2 separate regions of the Homo sapiens genome follow, and region 1 is linked to region 2. A link is a contact called in ENCODE Hi-C or POLR2A ChIA-PET data. All regions are on one chromosome and are shown on one strand. Each heading gives the region's core, a stretch centred on a gene start or an enhancer-like site at or near the end of the contact. The rest is flanking DNA. Distances are from core to core; before and after follow the strand shown. Region 1 overlaps SLC4A1AP (solute carrier family 4 member 1 adaptor protein). Region 2 holds the start of ZNF512 (zinc finger protein 512).

What was found. A loop is a pair of places that touch in the nucleus more often than their neighbours do. ChIA-PET counts read pairs that join two places held with the same protein, here RNA polymerase II (POLR2A). Pooled maps may share reads with other maps.
Region 1: a pooled map shows a loop between it and region 2 (8-fold over the local background). The contact joins the enhancer-like site here to the promoter of ZNF512 in region 2. A Hi-C loop is called at or near these places in 11 of 50 pooled maps. POLR2A ChIA-PET finds 5 or more read pairs at or near these places in 5 of 52 experiments (HEK293, HepG2, T-cell and 2 more).

Annotation. Positions count from the first base shown.
Region 1 is chr2:27,678,280-27,684,925 of GRCh38, reverse strand. It overlaps SLC4A1AP (solute carrier family 4 member 1 adaptor protein), which reads right to left. Exons shown (of 14, transcript NM_018158.3): 9 at 2,567-2,678. Among named protein-coding and RNA genes, the nearest start is that of SLC4A1AP, 18 kb to the right of the region's middle. RefSeq lists an enhancer at 2,062-3,261. Within about 2 kb of position 1,250, at least 9 of the 41 ENCODE cell types and tissues checked have a DNase peak (open chromatin) inside an H3K27ac peak, as active enhancers do.
Region 2 is chr2:27,579,939-27,586,074 of GRCh38, reverse strand. ZNF512 (zinc finger protein 512) reads right to left here and starts at 3,033. Exons shown (of 14, transcript NM_032434.4): 1 at 2,933-3,033; 2 at 2,359-2,417. The coding sequence starts at 2,962. SPATA31H1 (SPATA31 subfamily H member 1) reads right to left here. Exons shown (of 5, transcript NM_032266.5): 5 at 3,353-6,136. The coding sequence ends at 3,548. RefSeq lists an enhancer at 2,786-3,235.

The DNA.
Region 1 (6,646 bases), core at 1-2,500, 100 kb before region 2:
ATGAACTCCACAGAAGTCTGCTGGAGGTGGGACTTTGACATGAAATTTTACCCCTCTATAGACCCTAAACAAGTGTCTTTATTAGTTCCTAGAGTCAAAGATTACTAAATACAAAACACTTGAAAATAGCTTGTAAGGAACTAAAATAGTTATTTCAGATGAGTGCCAGCTACAGGAATTCTGGACTGTTATAACTCATGATATTAAAGGATTTCAATTGATTACAAAATCTTCTAAGGAATAAATCAGACAATCAGAAATAAGTCATTTGTGCTGCTTTTTCATTTTAGACTTAGCGTAATTTCAAGGAAACAAGGCATGTAAATCCATCAAACAGATCCTGAAGAAAAGGAGGAAGACATTTCTCAAAGAATAAAGCTAAATATTCTAATCAAAGCCATTCAATAAAAGTATTTATTAGAAAAGGTTGATCACAGTTATGGAATAGAGGGAAGGAACCAAAGCATATCTTGGTTATATCTTTTTTTTTTTTTTTTTGAGACAGAGTCTTGCTCTGTGGCCCAAGCTGGAGTGCAGTGGTGCGATCTCAGCTCACTGAAACCTCTGCCTCCCCGGTTCAAGCGATTCTCCTGCCTCAGCCTCCTGAGTAGCTGGGGTTATAGGTGCGCAGGCCACCGTGCTCAGCTAATTTTTGTATTTTTAGTAGAGACGGGGTTTCACCATGTTGCCCAGGCTGGTCTCGACTAGTGAGCTCAAGCAATCCACCCACCTCGGCCTCCCAAAGTGCTGGGATAACAGGTATGAGCCACCGCGCCCGGCCTATATTATCTTTTAAATATAGGACTTAGTTCTAAAATTCTCTAAGGAGGGCTGTTTAGTAAAAAGTTTTCTATTTAAAACCTAAGTCCCCACCGCAACAGATTGAAAAGCCTACTTGTTAGGTAAACCATTACTCATTCAGAATACATAGTGAGGCCGAGGCAGGTGAATCATGAGGTCAGGAGTTCGAGACCAGTCTGGCCATGGTGAAAAACTGTCTCTACTAAAAAAAAATACAAAAAATTAGTTGGGCGTGGTGGTGGGTGCCTGTAATCCCAGCTACTCGGGAAGCTGAGGCAGGAGAATCGCTTGAACCCGGGAGGAGGAGGTTGCAGTGAGCCGAGATGGCCACTGCACTGCAGCCTGGGTGACAGTGTGAGACTGTCTCTCAATGAAACAAACAAAAAGAATACATAGCTAGGACTTCAGATTTCTGCCACCAGAGGGCAGTATACCCTAATTCAGGGTGTTTTGGACGAATTGTGCCCCCTGCTGCCCAAATTCATGTTTGAAGTCCCAAGCCCCAGTACCTCAGAATATGACTGTAAATTAAATTAAACTGAATTAAAATGACACTATTAGGGTGGGGCCCTAACTCAGTATGACTCATGTCCTTAGAAGAAGAAGAAGAGACACCAGGAGTGCAAGTGCACAGAGGGATGGCCATCTGAAGAGCCAGCAAGAGGGCAGCCATTGGTAAGCAGAGAGGCCTTAGAGGAAACCAACCCTGCTGGCAACTGTGAACAAATAAATTTCTGTTGTTTAAGCTGCCCAATCCCTAGTATTTTGTTATGGTGGCCCTAGCAAACTAATACTCAAGGTTCAGCTCTTAGGGGTAATGAAAACCTTTTAAAAGCTGAATCTATGAATAGGAATATAGATAAAGCAAAAACATACAGACAGACATATATTGTAGGGTAGCAGGGAAATCATAAAGCTCAAGAGACAGACCTGGATCTGATTACCAGCTTAGTTACATAACGCTGGTGTGATCTGGTATTTAACTTCTCTGACTCTATTTCCTCATTTGTAAGAGGCAATAATTCCCACACAGCAAAAGGTGTTGGAAGGATTAAATGAAGAAAAATCATATGGCAGAGGCAAGTGCACACACTATGTTCTTAAATGTTGGTGAGTCTGAACACTACATCTATCCACCTGGGGAAAAGCATTTAATGCAGGAGACCCATTCTTAAATGCAACATTCATGAGAAATTAATAAACTATGATTCTAATTTACAAACCATTTACTTGCAAATTGATTGGCATAAATTAATTCATCAATTCTTGATAACCCTAAGCTGAGAAAAAGAATCCACAAACTGGCCAGGCACAATGGCTCATGCCTATAAACCCAGCATTTTGGGAGGCCAAGGCAGGTGGATCACGAGGTCAAGAGATGGAGACCATCCTGGCCAACATGGTGAAGTCCCATCCTACTAAAAATACAAAAATTAGCTGGGCATGGTGGAGCACGCCTGTAGTCCCAGCTACTCGAGAGGCTGAGGCAGGAGAATTGCTTGAACCCGGGAGGCGGAAGTTGCAGTCAGCCGAGATCACGCCACTGCACTCCAGCCTGGTGACAGAGTGAGACTCTGTCTCCAAAAAAAAAAAAAAAAAAGAATCCAAGAACCAAGTTCTGGGAAAGATGTGATCATACCAAGCCCACAGCCCTTTCTCACATTACTATGGAATGAGTCATTTGTAGTTTCAAAAAAGAAAAGAGAAAAATTAGCTCAGGGATAACTCAAGGGCTAAAAGTTTAACACCCTGACTCACAACTTACCCCTACTGTTCCAGTTTTTAATTTGAATTTGCTTCCTCCTTTCATGGCACCAAATAGAGGCAATGTAAGCTTTTTAGCTTTGTTTTCTGCACCTGTAGTCTGAGTTTCAGTCCTAGGAAGAAAGAATAATTATACACATCTATTCCAGGGAGTCCCAAGGTTTTATCTAAAAATACCATGATACTGACAAAGAAACCTCTGGCAAAATAAAAATTACCACAAAATGAATATCTAAGCATATAACAATAAGAAAGAGGTATTCAGACCAACAGATTTTGAATGGACAAGAACAATGCTGACTGTCACAGACACAGAGCTATGATGAGGCTGCTCCCTTAGTCAAGTAATTTGCCACATGCTACATGACTTCACACCCATGAAATGACTACAGTACAAAGGTCACTGGCAAAGGAGAACATATAAGCAGCAGGAGATTGATCCATGGTGTAAAGCCCTACTTCCCACCAACCTCTGAAGAGTGTCTTACTTATCTGGAGCTCCCACTTAAGCGCAATAGCTCTGAGCACTTAAAAAAAAAAGTGTGCATGGGGATGGGGGTACAGTATGCAGGATACCCAGTGTAGTAATGACAAAGATATAGTGAGAGACTGCAACTGCTGAGCCTGTCAACATTCTCAACGGCTGGAGATAGTTAGAAAAGCTAAGCCCATTAGGACAAAGCTGAGGAAGGGTATAAAGAAGAGATAGTAGAAATTAGAAAGGCAGGGGGAGAACAGAGCAAAAACAAAAGGGATAGCAATTCAGTTGACAAGATACTCAGAGCAGGCAGAGGTGACAATGAGAATATGGCATGAGGAGACAGAGGAAACCCCAGAATAAGCATACTAGACTGAAAAGAAAGCCCTCTGTTTTCTTCATATTGACCATGGGACAGCCCTGAAAACTGGAATATAAGGACAGTAATGGCATTCGACTCACAGTGACCCATACCAGATGTTAGCTACCTGGCCCTCCCTGAAGCCCCACTTGCTACTACTGCCTTCTTTTACCTAAGTCTTATCCCCTTAGTAGCACTCTTAAGTCCAGCCTCAAGCCCCTTTCTCCCTACCAGAGATAAAACCCATTCCCTTGCTAAGGCCACCAGAAGAATGCTGCCTGCCTGGCCATGAAGGACATTTTGTCAAATCATTATCCTTCACACCCTTCCCCACAGGCCTCAGGAAGGCTCTGGCATAGAAAGACAGAAGCAACAGCAACACAGATGTTTTCAGCTACATTAAAAAGCCAGGCTGGCCTAGAGGATAAGCTAAGACTGGCTCAAAGGAGATGAAAAAGCAGAAGATGGAATCACAATCAAGATTGCTTGCAGGGGTTAGGGTAGGAGGCAGAAAGTTTGGAAGTTCAACCCATAAGTGAAAAGAGGAGGAAGAAGATACACATCTAGACCAGTATCCAAAATAGGAAAGGGAGGAAAAACCAGGCAAGCACACAGACTGATAGCAGGAGAGGAGGCTCTGGAGGAAGCTGAGACATATTTCGTTTTCGTTTTTTTTTTTTTTTAATTCTTCTTGCCCCAAATGTTGTTGTTGTTGTTGTTGTTGTTGTTGTTGTTTTCCAAAGCAGAGATTTGTTTTTGTTTTGTTTTTGTTTGTTTGTTTGTTTGAGACAGGGTCTTGCAACCTCACTCTCCCAGGTTCAAGTGATACCTCAGCCTCCCAAGTAGCAGGGATTACAGACAAGCACCACCATACCCAGCTAAGTTTTTATCTTTTGTAGAGACAGGGTCTCACTATGTTGCCCAGGCTGGTCTCAAACTCCTGAACTCAAGCCATCCTCCCACCTCACTCACTCTCCTAAAGTTCTGGGACTACAGGTGTGAGCCACCGTCCCCAGCCACTTTTATTAACAAATAGTTTTACTGTAACAAAATTATTATATGATTCTTACTTTTTCCAGTTATTTGTTATTTAGAACTAGAACTGCAACTACATTACAGTAAATTTGGACCTAAAGTGGTATGGCTATTTGGTACAGGATTTTCTTTTCAAATTCAGTATATCTGAATAGAATAGAAAGTATATTCACATGTTCAAAACTCAAGTATAAAGCACATATACTGTGAAAAGTCTCCCTCCCATTGCTGTCCCCCAGCCACCCAGTTGCCTTCCCCATTGGCAATCAATATTATTAATTTTTAACGAATCTTTCCAGAGATACAGTAGCAGATGCTGTCCCTCCCAGATTCCCTTTATCAGGCCAAACAGCTACTGCAGACATCGGCTGCTAAAGGCTCACACCTGCACCCTTCCCAGAATTGCTGTGAGCCCCTCCCACCCCCCAGTCACCGGCAGCCTATGACCAATGAAGGGTTGGGGGGACAGGGTATCGAAACCCAAGCCCCATGCCTCCATGGCATCTGTGGTGCCATTCAGGCTCTCCTGAAACCATATCTTAGCCCAGCTTCTTCTCCTGCCCTCTCCTGCTTCCCTCACTCCCATATAGATTTCTCCTGAGAGCACTCTCTTAATAAATCACTTGCAGATGAATCTCCGATTCAGTCTGTTTTTAGGGAACCCGACCTAAACAGATATTATAAACATAACCATGGCCTACTTATCTATGTATTCTTCCCCCACCATCATTTTTTACAGACAGCGCCTGTTATACACACCGTTCTGCACCTTGCTTTTGTTACTTATCTTGATAGTGTTTCTGTATCTTATATATAGTTGCCTTTTTTTTCAACAGCTATATGGTGTTCTATTGTATATCTACACCATAATTTATTTATTTTTTTGAGATGGAGTCTCGCTCTGTCGCCCAGGCTAGAGTGCAGTGGCGCAATCTCGGCTCACTGCCAGCTCCACCTTCCTGGTTCACGCCATTCTCCTGCCTCAGGCTCCCAAGTAGCTGGGACTACAGGCACCCACCACCACAACCGGCTAATTTTTTGTATTTTTAGTAGAGACAGGGTTTCACCATGTTAGCCAGGATGGTCTCGATCTCCTGACCTCGTGATCCGCCCAGCTCAGCCTCCCAAAGTGCTGGGATTACAGGCGTAAGCCGCAGCACCTGGCCGCAATTTATTTAATCCATCCCCTTTGATAAACATTTAGGGGATTTCTAATTTTTTACTACTATTAATACAAACAATGCTGTACATCATTTCCTAAGTATGTGAGGGACAAATTCCTAGAAATGAAATAGATCAAAGGGCATGTGCATTTGTAATCAGGATAGAGACTGCCAATTTGTCTTGTAGAGAATGTACTAATTTGTCCTTCAATGACAATATAAGAAAGTGCCTTTTTGTCAGCCTCATCAGCACAGTATAAAATCATAATTAATCTTCATCAAATTCATATATAAAAATGCTATTAAGACCAGGTGTGGTGGCTCACACCTGTAATCCCAGCACTTTGGGAGGCTGAGGTGGGCAGATACCTTGAGGCCAGGAGTTCAAGACCAGCTTGGGCAACATGGCAAGACCCCATCTCTACAAAAAATTAAAAATTAGCCAGGTATGGTGGAGCATGCGTGTGGTCCCAGCTACTTGGGAGGCTGAGGCAGGAGGATCACTTGATCCCAGGAGGTCAAGGCTGCAGTGAGCTGTCACTGTGCCACTGCACTCCAGCCTGGGTGACACAGTGAGACCCTATCTCAAAAAAAAAAAAAAAAGGTATTAGGTTGTAGTATTTGTATTTCTCTTATGATCATGAAGTTGAGCATCTTTGTATAAAAGATGCTATTTGTATTTCTTTTCCTGTGGCCTGTGAGTAGACATCCTTTACTCATTTTTCTCCTGGGTGGTTGGCTGTCTACTTATCATTCAGAGGTCTTTTTATTAATAATTTAATTTTTTTTTTGAGACAGGAACTTCCTCTGTCACCCATGCTGGAGTGCAATGGCACGATCACAGCTCACTGTAGCCTGGAACTCCTGGGCTCAAGCGATCCTCCTACCTCGGCTTCCCAAGTAGCTGGGACCACAGGTGTGCTCCAACATGGCTGGCTGATGTTTTTATTTTTTGTAGAGATAGGGTTGTGCCATATCACCCAGGCTGGTCTTGAAAGTGATCTGCCTGCTTCAACCTCCCAAAGTTCTAGGATTACAGGTATG
Region 2 (6,136 bases), core at 1,784-4,283:
GCATACTGAAAAGGCAACAGTTCATATGATCATAATTAACTCTTGGAGATTAAATCAAGGTGGTTAGGGAATCCCTCCTCCAGGTCTCATGTTTTATTTTTAAAGCACTCAACAAAAACAATTCTCAAGTATTTTACAATATCTACCCATCAACCCCAGGACATTTGATTATTTGTAAAAAAAACCAGATTAAGCTCAAACTTCCCTTTCCATACATATAACAAGAAAAAGCTTTGTTGTGATACAATGACTATCATAATTGCATTTATTTTATAATTTGTTGCCACCAGTGTGGCAACTCTCAGCTTCTGATCACAAACATAAAAAGTTTAGCCTATTTTCAACTCCTTTCTGATCTACCAAAAATTTTTAAGAGCCCCTAGCTCATTCTTCCATGTGCAAATATTTAGATTTCATTAGAAAAGTACTTTAGTTCATCTCGGTATCCTTTGTAAACTTATTTAATTCTACCCAATCTTTAAAAGCTAGTGTTCTCCATGATTTCCTCCTCTACTCTTCTCTGGTCTCACTTCTCACCATTGACTCTCAAATGTCACAATCTCCTAGGAAGCTAGTTAAAAGTAAAGATTTCTATGCCCTAAACCCAATGATTCCAAATCTGGTTAATGGATGGGGGCCTAATAATCTTATTTTTTAACAATTATCTCTAGGTGACCAAGGTACATACTGAGAAACATTGCTCTAACCACTTTAACTAGAAGAGCTCATTAAAACTCTCAGCTTGTGGAAGAAAACATCATGTTTCCAATTATTTTTTATAGCTGATAATTCCCAATTCTGTATTTCAGACCAGCTCTTCATCTGAGGTCCAAACCTATTTGTTTTTGTTCCAAATGTTGCTCCTCATTCAGAAATTTGTAGTTCTGTGAATTACTCCAAAATTCACCTGATGGCCAAAGCCAGAAACCCATAGACATCCTATCTTCCTTCTCTTACTCACTTCTCATCATCACCACCTGTACATTCCCTATACGTTGTTCCCTACGTATTCCCTGTATATTGTTCCCACCATAGGCTACATGTTCTTTATTCATCTCTTAGGTTATCATAATAACCTCTGAACCAGTTTCCCAGTACCCTTCCAAATCCATCCTTCATAATGCTGCCAGAGTGGCCTAAGACCAATATCTGGCTATGTCATTCCCTCATTATCTCTTCCAGGATAAAATCCAAACACTTTAGCATGCCGTAACAGGTCCTCCATGGTCTAGCCCCTACTAACCTCTCTAAACGCTCTCCCTGCAATCCCTCATCCTCTATCCCAGACATACAGAACTACTTACTATCCCATTAACTCTTTCCACACGTTCACATGCTGTTCTCTGTTCTGAAAAACCTTTCTCCTTCTCACTAACTGCATGATTCCTCAACTTTCAAGTTTCTACTTAGGAGTGACCTGCTCTGATAATCCTTCCCTTCCAAACTATCACTCCCCTTCCTCAAAGGCTAAATTAAATTCCTACTTAAAAATACTTACTTATTACAATGAACTGTGTTGACCTACTTGCCTATCTCCCCTTCTAGACTGCTAGTTGTTTTTCATGCCTGTATTCCTAACCTACTACAGAACTGGCGCACAGCAAACATGTAGTAAATGTCACCTGAATGAATGAATCCATTTAATGTCTAGTTAACAAGAATGTTTTCTTTTGTATTAACCATGGAAAAACTAAGCACCTTCAGTGTACTAAATAATAAACCAGTCTTACAGACAAGTAGTTTAAAAATACAAGGATTTCTTACGGCCATTTTTATCATCCATCCCAAGTTCATCAGTGTATTTATGAGCACGAATTTCATGTCTGGAGAAATACAGAATTACCACTGAGTCTTTGGTTCCATTTTTATTACAATTTGTACTTTTTTTTTGCAAGCTAGGTTTTTCTCCCACACACTAGACTTAGACCTACACTGTCCAATCCGATAGCCACGAGCTACAGGTGGCTATTTAACGTTAGTTAAAATTAAATAAAATTTAAAATTCAATCCCTCAGTCGCACTAGCCACATTTCAAGCGCTCAAAAGGCGTACGGGGCTAGTAGCTATGATACTAGACAGTGCAGATACAGAACATTTTCGTCACAAGAAGTTCCACTGGACAGCGCTGGCCACAAAATCACAAAAGAACCTTAGAAAAACCTCACTCACTTGGCAAATAAAATTTAAAATTCAGTCCCTCAGTTGCACTAGCCACATTTCAACTGCTCAAAATCCACACCGGGTTAGTGGCTATGATACTGGACAATGCAGATACAGAACATTTTCATCACAGGAAGAAGTTCTACTGGTCAGCGCTGGTGACACAATCATAAAAGGACCTTAGAAAACCTCACTTACTTCTTAGCTCCCACGATCCTCGTGCTCCTCTGCTGCTTAAAGGTTGTGGGTCCCGAAGTCTAGCAAATCACAAGCACACGAGTGAGTGCTAGGGACCTCTGAACCTCGACCACAAAAAGACGAATTCCCCTATGCCCAGAAGAAATGAAGTTCTCCCGGGGAAACCACCTCAAACACAAGAAGGCAACACCTTTTAGGAAAAATATGCTGTCCTATCTTCCAGCAGTGCAAAGGCGGGTAACAATACCAGAGCCTTCGTCTTCCCCCATTCTCAAAGCCCTGTCCCAGGCTCTAAAAGGGAGGCCAAAAGAAAAGACAACGGATATGAGAGACATTGGGGATGTAAAAGGAATAGAAACTAATGGTAATGTGGCGAGGAATTAAATCCAAGGAGGTGGGGAACAGGCAGCAGAACGTGGGTAAAGAAAAAGGGACAGGTGATCTGATCTAGAAGGGTGGGGCCTACGATGGCCTCTGATAAAACCAACTCAGCATGGGACAAAAGCGAGGGACCGCGTGTTCCGGGCTCGACAGCGCTACCTCTAAAGCATAACGGTCAAACCAAGAAACTCACGGCGGGTACAGCACCGAGTCTGGAAGACATCACTCCCTCTCCACGCCTAACAATTTCACCCAAGGGCTCCGGCCAGACCAACGCCACTTCCGCTCTCCTCTCCCGGATGTGGGCTCGGCTCCGCCTAGCCCTCTTCTGAACTTCTACTTCCGCCTAGCAGCTTCCGAGGGGGCTGCGGCCGGAGCGAGTCACGTGATGAGTCACCCTCCGATTCCTCTGAGACCCCGCCCCACTGGGATCGCGACGCGGGACCCGGGAACCTATGGGTGGGGTCTGGAGTGAAGGGGCGGAGCTTGGAGCCTCGGCTGGGCCTCAAAACCCCTGGCTCTCATTCCGAATCTTTGCACAACTCCTCGTGTCCCTCCAGCCTGCCTTCCCCATCCACCCGCCCAGTGGTCTCAGTCCAGATGCACAGGAAGATCATTTACTGCCCCTTTATTCATCTTAGAGAAATTACAGACCCATTCTCACCCGCCTCCCCCCCGGTAGAGAGAAATGGAAGCCTTTCCACGCTGGGGGCGCAGGAATTGGAGGCAGTGGCTGAGCAGGAAAGAAGCCTGGAAAGGGCAGCACGATGAAGACTTAGGACAATGAATAATAGGGGCGGACCTCGCCTCATCGAGTAGCTTCAGGCCTCCACACTTGCCCTGCTTTGGGATTTTTATGTGTGGTCCCGAGGAGAGTTGTTTGATTCTTGAAATCTCTAGACAAACTATGGCTGGGCCTCTCTCCAGGGAAACTGTACTTGAGTCCCTCCTTAAGGGGACTGCGTCGGCTCCTCTCAGAGGGACTGCAATGGTTCCTCCCAGAGGGCCTCCCTGGCCTCATCTCAGAGGGACTGTGACGGGTTCTCTCACAGGAACTGCGATGGCTCCTCTCAGAGGTCCTCCCTTGCCTCATCCCGGAGGGACTGCGATGGCTTCTCTCAGAGGGACTGTGACAGGTTTTCCCAGAGGAACTGTGTCCTCTCCTCTCAGAGGGACTGCAACGGCTTCTTTCCAAGGGACTGAGGTGGCTCTTCTCTGAGGGACTGTGACTTCTCTCAGAAATCCTACGATGGCTCCTCTCAAAGGACCTGTGAGATCTCCTCTCAGAGGGACTGCGATGGCTCCTCTCCAAGAGACTGTGACGGCTCCTCTCCAAGGGACTGTGACGTCTTCTCTCAGAGGGACTGTGATGGCTTCTCTCAGAGGGACTGTGATGGCTTTTCTCTGAGGGACTGTGATGTCTTCTCTCAGAGGGACTGCGATGTCTTCTCTCAGAGGGACTGCAATGGCTTCTCTCAGAGGGACTGCAATGGCTTCTCTCAGAGGGACTGTGATGTCTTCTCTCAGAGGGACTGTGATGGCTTCTCTCAGAGGGACTGTGATGGCTTCTCTCTGAGGGACTGCGATGGCTCCTCCGAGCGGGACTGCGATGGCTTCTCTTAGAGGGACTGTGATGTCTTCTCTCAGAGGGACCACGATGGCTCCTCTGAGAGGGACTGCGATGTCTTCTCTCAGAGGGACTGCAATGGCTTCTCTCTGAGGGACCGCGATGGCTCCTCTGGGAGGGACTGCGATGTCTTCTCTCAGAGGAACTGCGATGGCTTCTCTCTGAGGGACTGCGATGGCTTCTCTCTGAGGGACTGTGATGTCTTCTCTGAGAGGGACCGCGATGGCTCCTCTGAGAGGGACTGTGAAGGCCCCTTTCAGAGAGACTGTGACAGCTCCTCTCGGGGGGACTGCAGTGATTTCTCTGAGACGGACTGCGCCAGCTTCTCTCAGAAGGACTGGAATGGTTTTTCCTAGAGGGACTGCAGTGGCTCCTCTGAGAGGGACTGTGATGTCTTCTCTCCAAGGAACTGCGTTGGCTTCTCTCAGAGGGACTGCGATGGTTTCTCCAAGAGGGGTTATGACGGGTTCTCTCAGAAGGACCGCGTGGGGTTCTCTCCCTATAGAAGCTGGGGTGGTTATGCTCCTTGTGTGTGAGTTTGTCTTTAAGATGTCGGTGCCAGGTTCTCTTCACAGGGGAACCAGGTAGGATTCTTCCTCGGGCCTGAACTCTGGTTCCTGGTGTGGACAAGTTCTTAGACTCCTGGCTGGAGGTTTCATTTCTATAGAAGTTTTTCTTTGATCTGCTACTACTGTCCTTTTGAACAGTTCTCAGAGGCTGCCCCACTGAGGCAGTTTGGAAAGCAATACCACTTTGGGAATCTGTGGGCTTGGGCAGTCGAAGAGGTCTGGGTTGGAAAGAGTAAGCTCTTCTTGGCTGTTGAGCTGATCTGCACTGGACCGTTCCTCCCCACAATATGTCCTCCTGCTTAATGGTTGAGCCTGCTGGCGTTAGCTTGTCAGCTGACCTCTTGTCTCTTTTGATACTGCTTGGTAAGCAATAGTCCCTGGCATTTTGTTTTGGATAATAGTTTTTGCTTGCCCACAAATTGTCTGGCCTTGTCCCGTCCACAGGCTTCCGCCCAACAGAAGCTATAACTCTGTGTGCTGTTTGGAATGCCCGCTTTAGGCTCTGAAAAAGCAGTTGCATGAACTTGGGTTGGGAAGGTTTCTTAGGTTGTCTTTTTAAAGAGGCAGTACTTGTCTGAGTTGCTCCAATCCTCTTCCTTCTTAAATGGGCTGCTAATTCCCTAGAAGGACTCTCTATTGTGGTTCTACTGTTTGTGTAGAACTTTCTGTGTTTTCTAAGTCGCTTGGTGATTCTCTTCATTGGATATTTTGAATCAGAGGTCTTTTTGGTTCTCACTTTAGCCCGTTTTTCATTCTGAGTGCTTTCAGAGTCACTCTCTGGTAGGTTGTGAACTTGAGTGAATTCATAGTGCCCAGGTGCTCTAGTTTTTGTCTTTTCTACTAAGTCAGGCCTGCTGCGTTGTCCTCGCCTGATGTAGACTTGTACAGGAGCAGGGGACTGGGAAGGCCCAGACTGCAAATCTATTGTGGAAGTAGGACTCTTGGAAGCTTGAGTATAGATTTTAGCTTTCCTTTGTGATGGTGATATAGGGCTTCTCCGTATGACGGGTCTATCTCTTTCACGATACTTTGAGATTTGGGATCTTTTCCCAATTCTCAGCCTAAAGCCAAGATGCAACCGAACCTCACCATGGCCTTCAGGAGTGCGTACAAGGTGGAGCTGTGGATAGATAAGAAGATAAGGCCCCGAAGTGGTCTGTAATTTATGATGGCAATTAAGTCCTGAACATCGGCCACACTG